2 separate regions of the Mus musculus genome follow, and region 1 is linked to region 2. The links are chromatin loops, found by intact Hi-C in ENCODE. Cell type or tissue: left cerebral cortex. All regions are shown on one strand.

Region 1 (8,000 bases), 480 kb after region 2:
AGTTAAGCAGGAAATTTCTTCTCCTCGTGATAAAATTAATCGTAATTAATTCAAATTAAGCATTATAACATATGGGATGTACTAGAATGCAGAACTGCACGTGATCCAAAGTCATTAGGTGGGTTATTACCTATATTAGCAAAATATTGCTAATGTTCTAATAGTATAGAGGAAAATAATGAGAAGTAAGCTCACCTTATCAAAGAGATGGGAATAATGGCAAGCAATCCATGACTTTTACTTCTATTAAATGATAAATCATTTTGTCAGTTTCATGCTACATCATTAGTTTCATATAGTAACTAATCTCCAAGAAACTTTAGTCTCATGAATGACATCCTTGTTAGGTGTAAATCTGTGTCATAAGTAACTAGTGAATAATTAATGACTTTAAAAAAATGACACTAAGCCAGGTATGGTGGTGCACGCCTTTAATCCCATCAATCGGGAGGCAGAGGCAGGCAGATTTCTGAGTTCGAGGCCAGCCTGGTCTATAAAGTGAGTTCCAGGACAGCCAGGGATACACAGAGAAACCCTGTCTCGAAAAAAAAAAAAAGTCACTAAGCTGCTATCAGTTTTTTATTACCTAAAAAGTATTTTAAACTTTCTATTACTTTTAATTTGATGTGCACTTAATATGATATGCATAATATGCAAGTTAAGGTCATAGGACAACTTGCAGAAGTTGATTCTGTACTGCCACCACGTGGTGCCTGGGGATATAGCTCAAGTCACCTGGGATGGCAGCAAGCATTGTTACCTTTTGAGTCATCTCACAGCCCCTCAAAGGTATTTATTATTGTCAAATACATAACTAGACTTAACCAATGCAAAACAAGGCAAAAATCAGTTTCTGCTTCATTGAGAATTTACAGTAAAATTCTCTTTGTTTTGCAGAAAGGCATATATCTTTGATTGTCTCTGGACTCTTTATGTATTAAGTTTCAAGGAAAATATAATTTGAACAGCTCACTTGTTCTTCAGATCTATCATAAAGGACTGTTTTAAAAAATAAGAGCAGAGGTCATCTGGCTTTATCAGAAAACAGTTTTCAATTTCCACCTCAGAGGCATCTTTATAGAAATCATATACTATATAATCAGTCACCAGAAACATTGTGCATTGTTCTTTCTTACTGCAGGTTTAAGGCTCACCCTAACTTTCCATTCTTCGATGAATATTAAGATGGAGGCCCTTGCCACGAGTTCTATTAGAAGATCTTTTGTGTGATGCTGGACTCTCAGATGCCAATAACTCGACACACCGCCTCCAATCACTGCTTAGCAACTCACCCCCAGTTAATTCAATAAATTTTGCTTCTTTTCTATAAATAAATAAAAATATTTTGCTTCAACCTCATCTACTCTTGTGTATGATTTGAATGTTTTACCTCCTCCTGCCTCATTAAGAAGTCAAACTGATTTATCTGGAAATGTATGTGCAGTGTTTGAAAGATAGCAGCCATTCTATTGACATTTCTAGGTTAGGTACAGAGAGAGTTCTCACCCTTTATGGAAGCAGCAATTAGAAGGGTTTTTATCAGCCTATGTTTCTCCTGGTGTTCAAAGGACAAAAAAATATTCCACATGCGGTCTAAAATGCAAGACACACCTGAGAAGAGCAACCACAGCCCCAGAAGCTCAAGGCATAGAGGCCCAAGAAACTGATATTGCAGCTCCTGTATGAGACTTGGAGGAAGCCTAGAGGGGAGTCAGTCTGCAAAGATCTTGAGGTCTTTAGGAGGTAAACAGAACCAAACTCTGGTGTGCCCAGCCCATACAAAATTATAAATGTTGTCCTTCTGTAGAAACAACTCAAGGAAATCCCTTGTTTCTTCTAAGATACTTTAAAAGGCCTATGATTTAAACGTGCTTTGTTAATGATCTTGTGGCATGTGTATATGTATAGGTGTGTGTGTGTGTGTTTCGTTATAAGCAAAGTTGTCATGAAGGCTCTATCTGCAGGAGTTAGTGGATTTATTCATTCCGTTTGGATTACATAGTCTTTACTCATACCACACCAGAGGATTACATAATGACATAGCACACATCTTATCAGAAACTTAATTTATACTGTCTAGATCAAAGTCCTGCAGCCATAAATAAGCCTACCTAGTAATCTAAATTGATTTTACTCCTAGCCAAAGCATCCAGTGAAGGATGTGCTCTTTTATATTGGTTAATCTTTTCTAAAGATAAACCTGACCATAAAGATACCCAAGCTCTGGATAACTGGAACAAACACAGAGGTGACCCATGGTGACATTTTCTAGCCAAAATAGCCATTTATAAGGATGTCTTTTGTAACAAAACTTAGCACTGATGGTTTTCTCAAAAAAGAGATCCACAACTAGATGCATTATTCTAGATGGTGGATCAATTGTATTTTTCTCACTACATCACACATCAGATACCAATGATGTGATCAGACTATCACCAGACTGTTCTGGCCTATTCTATGTGACTTGCCTATGAGGACTCGGTAATTAAAGGCTTGCTAAGTCTATAACAGTTCTGTGTGCAGCATATATTATAGTTTCTCATCACAACCTCTGAGCTTTATGAGTTTGTGTCTCTAATAAGGTATACAATGGAATGTTTGACTTGCTTGATCACATTCCATATATATGTTTAATGGAATGCACACCATCATATAATAAGTAAACACTTATTATATAAGTGACAGTCAAGCAAACAGTCCCATAAATGGATCTTCCTCCTAACTCTGGCCTTGAAACTATTAAGTTCTAAATTTCAAAGACACATACATAGCATCATATGTTCCCTTATAAGTTTCAAGAAATATTCTTTAAAGTTTCTATGTTCACAAAGATGTTATCAATGTGTAACACACTCACTTCCTAACGACTTCCATTTTAAAAGTCATTCCATCTTCTTACAGGACAGATTATATAGCTGAGGACAGACGGCATTCTATGCTCCAATGTCAACACACTGTTGGAAAGGAATCCCAATGGACTTTTATGGGACCCCATGAAAAGACATAACTTCACTTTGCTAGCCCAGTATCTTTGGAAGTGACCACATAGTTAAGAAGCTTTAAGACCCACCTCTTCTGAGAAATTGAAGAAAATTTTAAAAAATTGCATCTAAGAGAAATCCAGAACAAAGATGAGAAACTTCATTTGGTAACTGTCAATCATATCAGGAAATAATCAGAAAAGAAATTCTTATACTTTTTCTAGAACACCTCCAAACTACACCTCCATATTCATGGGGGCTCCTGTGCTTATATATCATGTATTACACCTTGCCCTGGGTTAGTACAGCTCCATAGAAGAGAAGATACAAAAACAAGAGGGAGCGTGTCAAATGTTTTCAAATTCAAAACAGCAAACACATAAATTTGACAAAGAATAAGTATGCCATATAGTCTTATGTTTGTCAAATGATTTAAACATATGATATGATGTCAAACAATGATATAAAAGGCATTCCTTATCCCCAGTGGGGTTAAGACAATACAGGAAACTTATAGTCCAATAACAAGTACGAAGGTATTAAGTTCTTCAAGTGATACAGAAAGAACAAACCATTGACTTCTGATAGTCAAAGACCAGATATCACAAGATAAAACCATCCCAAGAACACTTAGTTTTTAACTTGCCACAGAACAAACAGAAGTGTTTTCAAATAGAAAGACCCTCCTGTTCTCTGCATCTTAATGACATGAGTAATATCACCTACCTAATCAAAGATAATTAAAGAAGCCTTCACATGAACAACAATATCAACCAAATAGAACCCCCAGAACTCCCATGGACTAAACCACCAACTAAAGAGTCCACATGGAGGGATCCATGGCTCCAGCTGCAGATGTAGCAGAGGATGCCTTATCTGCCATCAATGGTAGGAGAGGCCCTTGGTCTTGTGAAGGTTTGATGTCCCAATGTAGGGGAATGCAAGGGTGGTGAGGTGGGAGTGGGTGGGTGGGTTGGGGAGCACCCTCATAGAAGCAGGGAGAAGGGAGATAGAATAGGGGTTTGTGAAGAGGAAAATAGGAAAGAGGATAACATTTGAAATGTAAATAAATAAAATATCCATTAAAAAAAAGCCTTCACATAACTGTACCTAAATCTGCATTTCGACAGTCACATTATTCAGGCCATGGACAGTTTTCAGTACAGAGAGAATTTGTTCCATGGTTTCTGCCCATCAAACTGGGGCATCTTGCTGGACTTTTTGATGCAAGGCATCATTGTTACTATTTTTATACTACATCTATAGTATGCTTCATTTAAATGTGATGGATATGTATTGAACTTGATCTTGCTCTATACATTATAAGTGTTCTTTCCACATAGATCTCAGCTCTCTGCTCTCCTTGATCTATAATTATTTCCCAGTTATACTAATTGCCAATAATGGTGCCAACCTCCACAGGGTGGGTTGTATTAACCATGGTGTTCATCTTTTTGTAGCAAATCTGTGACATTTACAAAACAAATGCTTTTCTCACATAAACCCTGATTTGCCTAGAAATATCTGGAAACTTTAGACATCTCCAGACCACACCCTGTAAGAAGGGTGAACACGAAATTTCCAGGGCTGACACATTCACCCGCAGCTAACCAGTATTAAGATCACTGACCTGAGTCATTTGTTTCCTTCAGTAGTAAAACAGTATTGCTGCTTGCCTACAATGTGAAATTTCTATCGCCACCTAGTGGCTTGCCCATACTTCCTACAATGGTCCTGTTCTGTTCTCAAGGAACTGTGCCCATACAACAATCCTTCTAATGTCCCTTGGTCATTCTGAGTCGTGGGGAGGCTTTGGGGGCTTTACTATCATAAATTCATGCTTGCTGTAGATACAACAGATATATCCAAAATGCAACTTAACCCCCCTCGTTTCAAGCATTCATCCGAACTCAGACAAGCCCCGTGAACTGAGAATGTTCACCATCAATATATTATATTGATTTTGTAATAAGTTACAAAGTCCAGGGAAACAAATGTCCTATATATTTTTGTAAGCATGTATACATGTATACATATTACTTCAGTTCATCATTAATGCTTTATATGCATTTGATGAAAATTGTGTCCAATTGAAGACAAGACTAGTATAATATAAAATGTATTGTATGAATGTATGTACTACTTTATATAAATTTATATTTTATAGTTTGTCATCTTCCCTATCATAAAAGTGGAGTATATTTTCTTCCACATGTTCAAATATGATTGAATGTCTTCCAGGGACTACCTCAAAAAGGATGTTATTGTTTAAATTTGTAACACTGTTAAGTATCAAAGTGATTTTTACTAATTACTAAACCATCAAGCTTTAAAGGGAAAGAAAGGGAAACAGCAAAAAAGTATCCATAATTTATTAGCTGATGAATCCGGGTAATCAGTATCATTTTAAACTAACCTTTTTTGTAAATTTGAATATTATCATAGCAAAATTGCTTCTATACAAGAAGCAAAGAGTTTTAATCTTCCAGTGTATATGGTTTTCTAAGTAGAAATATTTATTAGCTAATGCCTCTCAACGGAAGTTTACTTTAAATCATTGCTCTCACACAAGGAGCTTTTAAGTTCTGGGGAGTAGCTGTTGCTCCTAAAAAGATTCAGGGGCAATATCTTTTTATTACTTAGGGTTTTAGTTTACTACAGAAGGCTTTGCAGAAAATAAAGAAAGCTTTTATAATTCTTATTAATTATAATCAATGGTAATTAAATATTAGCTGTGCCCACAACAGTTCTTTGGCAAGAGAAAACATTATTGTAAAGTCATTTTTCTCATCCTCCCAGCCGATCGTTGGCCCACATGGAGCCAGCTAGCTGTTGGCTGCTGTGGAGGGGGACCTTAGGGCACGTAGCTTTCCCTGAGCTGTAGTGGTACGGGAGGCCTCCAGAAAGCAGGCAGCTTTGTAGCAAAAGCCATTGCCCCATGAGCCTCACCTGTCCCGACCAGGGTAGCCGTATTTTTCCTGCTAAGACTCGGGGTGCTCTACCGCTCTTGCTTGGGCTTTCTTGCCTACAACAGATTGGGCAAGGCCGAGGCGGCATTCACCTCAAAGCACAGTTTCAGCATCCTACTAAAACTACTGTGGTGCTAATAAAGAATTGTAAGATATATTCGTGTATTTGAGAAAATCTATAACAAAAAATTGTGTCTTAAAAACCTAAGTGTCTGTTCCGTGTTCAAAACAGCAGTTAAATTGGTTATTACAGAATATTAATAATTGACCTATTGCATACCATCATTTTAAATAATAATAGATAAGTTAAAATTTGTTTTTATGCATGCTTTTGTATCTTCTATAAATTCATGCATGCATGCATCCCAGTTACTCTATTTAAAAACAACCCCTCTATGGGAAATAAGTAGATGTGAATTAGATCACACGTTTATTCTTTTGAGTTTCCTCCTGGTTCAGCACAGATAATTAAGTTGTGTGCTGTAGATGGTGTTTTAAAATGCCGAACAATCAAACCTTAATTTGTATATTAATAGTCAATATTATATCTCAGAGCTCACAATTGCTTAAGATTGTTTGTCCCTCGGATGCTATTAGTTCTCAAATTTTCAATTGCTTATGCATATACAACTCATAGAAAAAATGCTGTCCTTTTAAGAAGGCTGTTTTTAGACATTTAATAAATTGTTCTGGATTGCCTGGACATCTTAAAGCAATGCCATGCTGGATTTATATGCCATGCTGGATTTATATGCCATGCTGTCTCAGGCAGTCTATAGGTCCTACATATAAGATAGATTGGAGATATAATCTCGTTCTTTATATATTCAAAACAGTTATGATTTACGATAATATTTTAATATTCTTGGAAATTGTGCATGTAAAATTCTTTCCTCTTAGTGTCCTCAGTTACTACTTGTTTCCACATAAGGGTGTGAATTCTTGAGGACTTATACTTAATAAATAATTGCTGCAAATAAATGCTCTTATTTCTAAGTTAATAAATAAATAAATTATGCACATGTGACTATTAATAACCTTTCAAGCTTTCTAGTTACAACCGCTCCTTAAGAGAAACAATTGAAAGTGCTATTAGTCACTGCCCATGTTACATGAATACTGACTATAACAGTCAAGTATTTGAGATGTTTTGTCAACAAATTATTAATTCTCAAGGACAAGGTATTGTGGAACTTTAAAACTTTAACTTCTTAAAAGACAAAGAAAGGGGAAATTATATCCCCGTGCATATTATTTAGTGCAATCCTGTGCACACTATTTAAATCATACTTTTATTTTAGAATTTTGAAATTTGGATGTCAAGAACTTAATAAATGCTTTATAGTATCTTAAAAGGACCTACTTATTGGCATATGGTTTGATCCTAAACAGCTACCTTATTAGGGAAGGGAAAAACATAGGTTCTCTCCACAGAACGCTGCAGAAGCATGATGGTTAATTCATTTGACAAGCTGGCAGGTGAGTTGGCTCAGTGCCCTGACTGAAGTGACAAGGAAACTAAATTGGGTACATGTTTTCAACCCATCCTTGCTCGCCATTTTTCCAGTTTAGACTAGTGAAGCTGCCTTGCTTCAAGCTTTTTAACTTTATGGCAATAAGAACATCAAAGACTGTATATTCTAACTTAGAAAGATTAGTCATTTAATAGAGTCATAATTATTTTTCTCTTTTCTTCAATGTGACCAGTTATTCTAACTCACTCTTAGACTGGTCTAGTAATAATTCCAATATTAGAGATTCCTATTGTAGATAGCTAAAATTCTTAACTACCTAGCAAAGTTAATTTAGAGCTCAGCCTCCACTTCCAGAGAATCTCTGGCCTTTCTGCTAATTCTCAAAACCAGCTCCCCCACACCAGGAGCTCAAAGCCTGAGTTTGGTCATTGCTAATTTGCAATTGAATGGAGTACCTGGACTTCCCCAAAATAAGCTTTTGTACTGTTGCCTTTCACTGTCTGGATTTTGGTTTTCAAGCAGGTCAATTAACACCCTTCAGCCTGACTGCAGCAGGCATGCATCCCCGCCCCCAA
Region 2 (8,000 bases):
TTCCCAAGCTTAGGGTGAGCGATGAAAGCCAGCCGCTTGAGTTTGGGGCCTTTTGGCATCTTGGGCTTGATGGCCTGAGGCTTCACCAGGGCCTTGATGGCCTCTGCGCGCGCACTCACTGCCTTTGCATTGTTGGCCTGCATCTTCTTCAGGCCTTTCTTGTTGTGCGTCTTGGCAAAGTGCATGTTCCTCAGGTACTTGGGGTCAACCCCCTTAAGAGATTCGTATCTTTGCGACCGGGGTTTCTTGATGCCATTTCTGTGCCATTTGCGGGACTGGTTGTGTGTGGTGTGGTTCTTGGACTTGGCCATGTCTGCACAGTAACCCGCGGCTCCCGAAGTGCCTGGGACCGGAAGAGAAAAAGGTTTTTTGTTTTTCAATGGCTACTTCTTTACAAAGTGCCTTTGTAATTTTGACATATAGGTAATACATACTTTGGACATAGCAGTGAACTTGATTTGACCTACTTTCCCTTTCTCTAGGCAAGTATCTTGATGTCATGAGACATATTCCTCTCACCCTAAGCTTTAGATATTTCAGATAAACTTGAGATTATCTATAGAGGACATTATGTCAACACCTTTAGCCACACCCTTCACAATTAGTCCCAATATCTGAGTCTCCCTAGTTGATTGCTCTCTCTGTCTCTGTCTCTGTCTCTGTCTCTGTCTCTGTTTCTCTCTCTCTCTCTCTCTCTCTCTCTCTCTCTCTCTCTCTCTCTTTCTCTCTCTTTCTTCTTCTTCTTCTTCTTCTTCTTCTTCTTCTTCTTCTTCTTCTTCTTCTTCTTCTTCTTCTTCTTCTTCTTCTTCTTCTTCTTCTCCTCCTCCTCCTCCTCCTCCTCCTCCTCCTCCTCCTTCTCTCCTCCTCCTCCTCCTCCTCCTTCACTCCCACTCTCTTCTTTCTATGTGTGAATAAATTTCATCAGCCACCTTCTTGCTCATGCAGCCTGCTGCCAGGCTTTACCCTCCATTGATGAACACTTCACTCTGGAATCTTAATCCAATATACACTTATTCTTTCTTAAATTACATTTCTTGAGGTGTTTATTCAGAAACAGGAAATTAACTAATATAGGTGTCATGGATTTTCCATGTTTAAGTTGTGTGCTAACTTTAAGTCTTGGTCAACTCAAAGTCTTTTCTTCCTTTTCTCCTTGCTTTTCTTTCTCCCATTTTCTCTTTCCCTCTCCTGCTCCCATCCCTCTTGCTCCATCCCTCCCCTCTTCTCCAATTCCTTATCTCCCCTCTCTCTGTGTATGTGGGTTGGAGAGGGGGCTAACTATGAGACTAAGAAACAGAAGTTTTATGTATGCCTATCAAGCTGTTTTGTCTTTTCAACTCTTTACTCATAACTTGGGACACTTATCACATAGAAAATTTTGATGCTAAGTTCTTTCTTTTTCTAGAAAGTGTTTCATCTTTGATCTAAACAATGCTCTTTTGGAAAATCAATACAAAAACTAAACTAAGTACAATGCCACAGGTCTCAAATACCCTCAATCCTTTCCTAGCATTTGTCTTACCCTTTTATTGTTGACAGATTGAATCTTCATCCATTCAACTGTCTAATGCAGATATCAGAAGTGGGTGCCTCCTACAGCCCACACTATTACAACACATTATACCCTGTTGGCTATTCTTTTTCCATATCTCATAACACCTCCCCGTCTCCTACTCATTCTCTCACAACATTTAGCCTACTTTCTTATAATTGCCACCATTTGCTGTAGGTTTGTCCCTTCTGGTTTCTGTCCTCTCAGAGGTGGAGAAACAACTTGTAACTCAAAGTCCAAATGATATGGTATTTTATACACTAAAGCCCATTTATGTATATATTTGGTCCAGAATATTATCCCTTTAGTGAATGTGCTAATGAGATAATGAAATAATGTGTATCCTGCTTCAGTTATATACAGTCAATGTTGTCCATTGTGATGGAGTCATTTTTTCTCTAATAATAGATTTCTGTGTATGCAGTTGTTATTTTATTTGTATTAATTTCTTGAGAATTTCACACATCTATACAAAGTATTTTGATTGTTTCACCCAGAATTTCACTCTGTAACTTCTTCTGGATCCACTCCCCACACCTGCCAAACTCCCACCTGACCCCTACTCCCGTCTCTCACCAATCCAATGTGCTCTGTCCATATGTCCACAGACTCACAGCTGTGGGGGCATCCACTTGAGTATGGTTGACTTACCAGAAATTATAAACTTAACGAGAACCAACTACCCTTCCTCTAGAAGCAGTCATCTGCTTATCAATAGCTCATCAGCTAGGGGTGGGGCACTCAAGACTCTCATGCTTTACACACTGAGTCTTTTATTGTCTTGCTCTTGCTTAGGTTTTTTGCAGGCAACCACTGCTGCTGCAAACTCATGCTAATATCATGTGCAAAAAAACCATTGTTTGGCTTCAGTTCTCTCCAACTTACCACTCTTTGACCCACCTCTCCTAAAGGGACCTCTGAATCTTGTGAGGAGGTTTGTGATATAGCTGTCTCATCTGTGGATGAACACCTCACAAACATGAGGTGTTCTCTATGCATTGACCGATTGTATGTTTCTGTATTGATTTCCCTCTACAGAACAAAGACATCTCTCTGATAAAATCTAAGAGGTGCACCATTCAAAGTTATATAGATTAACCATTCAGACAATAGTCTAATGTTATTTAGAAAGCTGATATTAGTAGATTAATCCCGGGCTTGTTCATTCTGCAACCATGAATTCTTGTCCATGATTATTGTGCTAGGCATGCATTTTTCTCTGTGGAATGGTCCTCATATCTAGTCAGAATGAACTGATTACCTGCCCAAAACATTTATGCATGTCTACAAGCATATCTTGCCATGCAGCATATCATTTTGCCTCCAATGTTTTCTGATAGAAAACCTATTGATGACTTTTCTCCTACAGCAGCCCACACAGCATGCAATCTGGATAGCAGAGAAGTTCCCTAGTCAATACCAACTTTATTTCTCTGTTTCCTATGAACAGAATATATGATGTCTTTAATACTAGAATTATATCATCAAATTCTTCTGGTCCACATCCAAGATCACCGTCAATGACCTGCAATATTTTAGAGGTCTCTGCAACCTCCAAAACAACAGCTTAAGGTAAGGTATGGTACACCTGTCACTGAGCTTTTTATTTAGCAACTGGGAGAAATGTTATACTCTGTGTGAGGTAGTATGGCATTTCAATTAAACACACATATACACATATGTATAGACATATATGTGTTCATAAATACATGTCTAAATATATGTATTTCTAGATATACATTTATATATTATATATCATTTATATATGTTTTATACACACCCTACATATATTCCTACATACACATCTGTATTTTGAGAAACAACCACCAGAGGGCAGGAAGAATCAACTTATAAAGTTCATGTGTCTTATGATTTTGTTTTTTCATACAACTTATTAGTGTGTCTTCAATTGTATTTCTTAATTATGAAGAATTATTGCAAAATAGTTCCAAAGTTTAGGTGAAGTGTCTCCTGTGTAGTTACCAGCTTGCCCTTTAAATTTGTTGATTTTTCTCACAATTACCTATATATAAGAATAAAATGTGTTTTCTAAAATGACATTTATTAAATACATATGCAAAATTAACCTAATGGCATCCAAATATTTCCGGTTTACCCTTGTTAAGTTGCTTGTACTGACCAGAATATGCTGTTTATTGAATGGATAATTGAGCAGATGTATTTGCATTCACATATACATATGCATGTGTATATGTTCATTATGTATATGTTAGTGTATATATTTGTCTCTGCCTGCCATGAGAACCTGGCAAAAGTTTTCTGTGTGTTAAAATAAACTACCTCATCAAATTTTGAGGTTTCAATAATTTCTTGTAAAGCATGCTTGTATGTTTTTCAAGTATTTACATCTGTAACATTGGTTTCTGCTAAATTACTACCTAAGAAATCTGAAATGACCATTAAAAAAGAAGGCATCCCTAGATCAAACTACCCTTTTATGAAATGATAGAAATCATTTAAAGATAGGACAATATTTCTATAGATTTATGAACTGAAAGTGTAAGTGTCGCTATGAGTAATAAAAGCTTATCAGAGAGAGAGAGTACTAATAATATTGAACATCTGAAAACACATCCTCTTGCAAATGGATACTTCCATGTTAATCTGCATAAAGATCGAAAGCTACAAATAGTTGTCTGACCGTTAATGGCTTAACTTTGCCATTTTTACAAAATATAAATAAAAAAAGAGAACTGGAGAAGATGTAGAGTTTTCCACATCCACAGTGCATCTGCCATGAGCACTTGAAAAACTCAAACAAATGAACAGATGTGTAATATGGCAACAGAGAAATTAAAATAACAAAACAAAACTTTGGGTTGAAATTGTAAAATTGTTGAATTCTGCTAAGTTTTTAATAAGTTATTAACAAACATAGTGAAGGATACAAAATTCTAAGCACTGTAACACGCAAATCTTCAATTTTTCTAATCATCTTAGTAATGCTAATATTTTCGAAATAGCTATTTACCTTTGCGTTTATGGGCTGGTTTTCTGGTTCCTTCTAGATGTTTCAGCTTGTGATTTTAGGATTATTGCCAACTGAATAAGACCTAAAAATCACCTGGGAGACAGTCTTGTAGGCATTCCTTTGAGGGATTATCTTGTGGGAAGACCCTTGGGTTTTTGTTTTTGTTTTGTTTTGTTTTGTTTGCAATTATAATTACATTTCTCTCTTCCTTTTCCTCCCTCAAAATCTGCCTATATACTATTTGCTCTCTTTAAATGACCTCCCTTATTATTAGTTCTTATTACAGTGAATAATCTTCCAGAGATGTTTAATTTTTAATCTTGATTTTTTTAATTCCATAAGACACACCTTAAAAATGATATTCAGATTATATTTCCTCTATTACTAAAATGGCAATCACCTCAAAGTAGCACTCATCATCATTGCAAGGTTCAAGACAGCTGATATAGTCAAACCTGTTTTTTCCAGGATACTAGAAACGATCATCAATCTAAAACATCTGATGTCCAGGAAATATCCTGAACCACAGCCTGTTTGCAAGAAGGACAGAGCACTGGATCTGGGCTTTAGGCAGGTTGCTCGGAGACGGAATTCTTAGGATCATAGAGGATTTAGGACAGAGATAAAGCACAACCAAACCCAATTGCTTAGGTCCCCTGAAAGATGGACTATGCTCTCAGCCAATCAGAGCACCAAGCGACCTCTCCATCAGCCAATTAAACTGCCAGAACTCCAGCCTATCACGGCATTTCCTGAGGTCCCTGGAACGCTCTCTGGCCGCTAAAGTGCAGGAAGAGGCTGAGCCTTTGAGCAAAGGGGAACCATGGAAAACATCCCTACAGTGGGCTTGGGCACCTGGAAGGTGAGGACACACTCCGGTGTGGGTGGGGCTAAGGGTCCCGGAGCCTGATGAGTACATGCTCAAAAACAGCCAGGGGCACGGGATTTCTTTTGCCTAGGGTGATTCCTTCCAGACCCGGGCTCTGATTAAGGTTTTCCCCCAGACGGATTAGAGGAGAAGTTGGACTCTCTCTCCTGTGATCCTAAAACACCCTGCTCCCTGCGAGGATTCAAAGCTGTTAGACTAACTTTAAATAAAGCAGTGTGCTGTTAACCTAGCCTTGTGTGAGCTAATCACGGACCCCCAGCCTCCGAAAAATCATTTATGCCTAGTGGCACTCATCTTGGCACAGCAAAACCGAGTGTGTGTCAAATGGCCACAAGGAAGCGTGCTACTTTGCATGCTAAAACAAACCAAATAAAAATAATTAAATAATTGCACCGATGTAAGTGTAATGTCTACTTCTGGAGTCCACTAGCGACATTAGAGATATTTGCGAGTAGTTACACTGCTTGCTCAGTTGATTTTGAATGTAGGGCATAATGAACGTGAAGTTGAATAGTTGAATAGGCCTGTCTGACTCTGGGACAAGTTGTGGGGGAGGGGGAGGCATGATCAAAATTTGTTTCTTTTTATGGTTTGGGGGTTTTGTTTTGTTTTGTTTTTGATAAAAAAGTAAATTTAAAAATTCTGTTTATAGGAAGGTTTTCAAATAAATGTTTCTCCAGAATTTTTTGTAAAAAGGATGGGATTATTATTATTATTATTATTATTTTGGCAATTTGGTGATTTGAGTGTTCTTTGGTACCACATAGTGAATGCTGAGATGTGAGATGAAAGAAATGTCAATAAAATAATAAATAAATAAAACTGTGTGTGTGGGGGGGGGGGAATCACCCTCCCAACACAATTGAAGCATTTAATTCTATCTCCTGAAGACACAGGAATATGACTTTCAAAATATGTGAAGGCAATGGAAAACCATAGCAAATGTGACACTGACTGATGATCTTAAATAATGTCGCTATGCTAGATATGTATATCCCCTTGATCCAATAACCAAGTCATTTAGGACAAAGCAAGGAAGAGATCAAATTCAAAGCTACCTTGAGCTACACTTTTCATATTTGATGGAAATGTCTGTGTCTCACTAAGCTTTTCCTGTGTGTACCCTACAGATATTGAGTGAGTCCATGTGTGTGATACTTGTTTTATGTTTACAGTTGATTCATGCATCCCTGGGTGCTAAATATCAGACCGCTTCCTGCCCCAGCTGTTCTTAGCCCTTCTGTAATCGGGAAGCACAACACAGCAAGAGCTGAAAAGCACCCTGTTTCCAGAATGAGTAAAGATAGCAGAACAGAATATTAATCATATTCTGACTATGACGTTCCATTCTCTACCTTTTGGTCTGGCTGATGTTCATACTGCTTTACTGATTTGAGTATTTATGTATTGCTTGGCTATACTTTCCCACATGACGGGGGAGAAAGGGGATTGGGTTCCCCTGACAGAAGAAACTTTCCTTGTGTTTGGTTATATTCCAGGCCTCCCCAGGAGAAGTGACTGATGCAGTTAAGTTGGCTATCAACCTGGGCTACCGGCACTTCGATTGTGCTTACTTATACCACAATGAGAGCGAGGTGGGAATGGGAATCAGTGAGAAGATCAAGGAGGGCGTGGTGAAGAGAGAGGATCTCTTTGTAGTCAGTAAGGTAAGGCTTCTCCACTTCCGCAGGCAAAGCTCCTGGCAGAGCTGGAACCATCTAGCCTAGAGGATTTGGTCAGTTTCCTTATGGGAATTGGTGCTTTGGGGATGTAGTTGATTCTCCTCTAGCTTTGTGAACATGTGAGGTTATGTTTTGTTTGCTTACATCTTTGTTTTATTATTTGGCCATTCAGGTGGCCATGCAGAGACATACCACCAATCAACAATACTTTCATGAATGAAATCTTGGTTGAGTGACACCACCTTTGTGTCTGTAGTGAAGAGAATAAAGTCCGAGCACTTTTGAATTCTTGTCTACTACATAGACCGGCCTTAACTTGGAATCACCTGCTAGAGGTGATCAAAGGGCACATTCCAAACTCCACACTAAGAAATTGACTCTGAGGTGATAGCTGTACAAGCAGGAAGCAAGTCAATCACGCTGTATGCATGAATGACCAGGTGTGGGAGTCTCTGTGAAGTCAATCACGCTGTGTGCATGAATGAGCAGGTGTGGGAGTCTCTGTGAAGTCAATCATGCTGTATGCATGAATGCAGCAGGTGTGGGAGTCTCTGTGAAGTCAATCATGCTGTATGCATGAATGCAGCAGGTGTGGGAGTCTCTGTGAAGTCAATCATGCTGTATGCATGAATGAGCAGGTGTGGGAGTCTCTGTGAAGTCAATCATGCTGTATGCATGAATGCAGCAGGTGTGGGAGTCTCTGTGAAGTCAATCATGCTGTATGCATGAATGAGCAGGTGTGGGAGTCTCTGTGAAGTCAATCATGCTGTATGCATGAATGCAGCAGGTGTGGGAGTCTCTGTGAAGTCAATCATGCTGTATGCATGAATGAGCAGGTGTGGGAGTCTCTGTGAAGTCAATCATGCTGTATGCATGAATGCAGCA

What was found. Hi-C counts contacts between places; a loop is a spot of excess contacts. Peaks named below come from ENCODE experiments on the same cell type or tissue, not always from the same donor. Only the 100,000 strongest peaks of a DNase experiment are listed, where the experiment ranks them.
Region 1: a loop joins it to region 2, with 6 times the contacts of the local background. A loop is called at or near these places in 19 of 42 quality-filtered maps.

Annotation. Positions count from the first base shown.
Region 1 is chr13:4,125,978-4,133,977 of GRCm38, reverse strand. Akr1c18 (aldo-keto reductase family 1, member C18) reads left to right here. Exons shown (of 9, transcript NM_134066.3): 9 at 1,142-1,363. The coding sequence ends at 1,184. Among named protein-coding and RNA genes, the nearest start is that of Akr1c18, 21 kb to the left of the region's middle. In left cerebral cortex, CTCF peaks have their summits at 712 and 4,691 (motif pointing left); DNase peaks (open chromatin) are centred at 710 and 4,684.
Region 2 is chr13:4,606,491-4,614,490 of GRCm38, reverse strand. It overlaps Akr1e1 (aldo-keto reductase family 1, member E1), which reads left to right and starts at 5,327. Exons shown (of 10, transcript NM_018859.2): 1 at 5,327-5,406; 2 at 6,933-7,100. The coding sequence starts at 5,368. It also overlaps the pseudogene Rpl29-ps2. In left cerebral cortex, CTCF peaks have their summits at 3,364 (motif pointing right), 5,582 and 5,790; DNase peaks (open chromatin) are centred at 3,380 and 5,266; H3K4me3 peaks cover 1,453 bases; H3K27ac peaks cover 824 bases.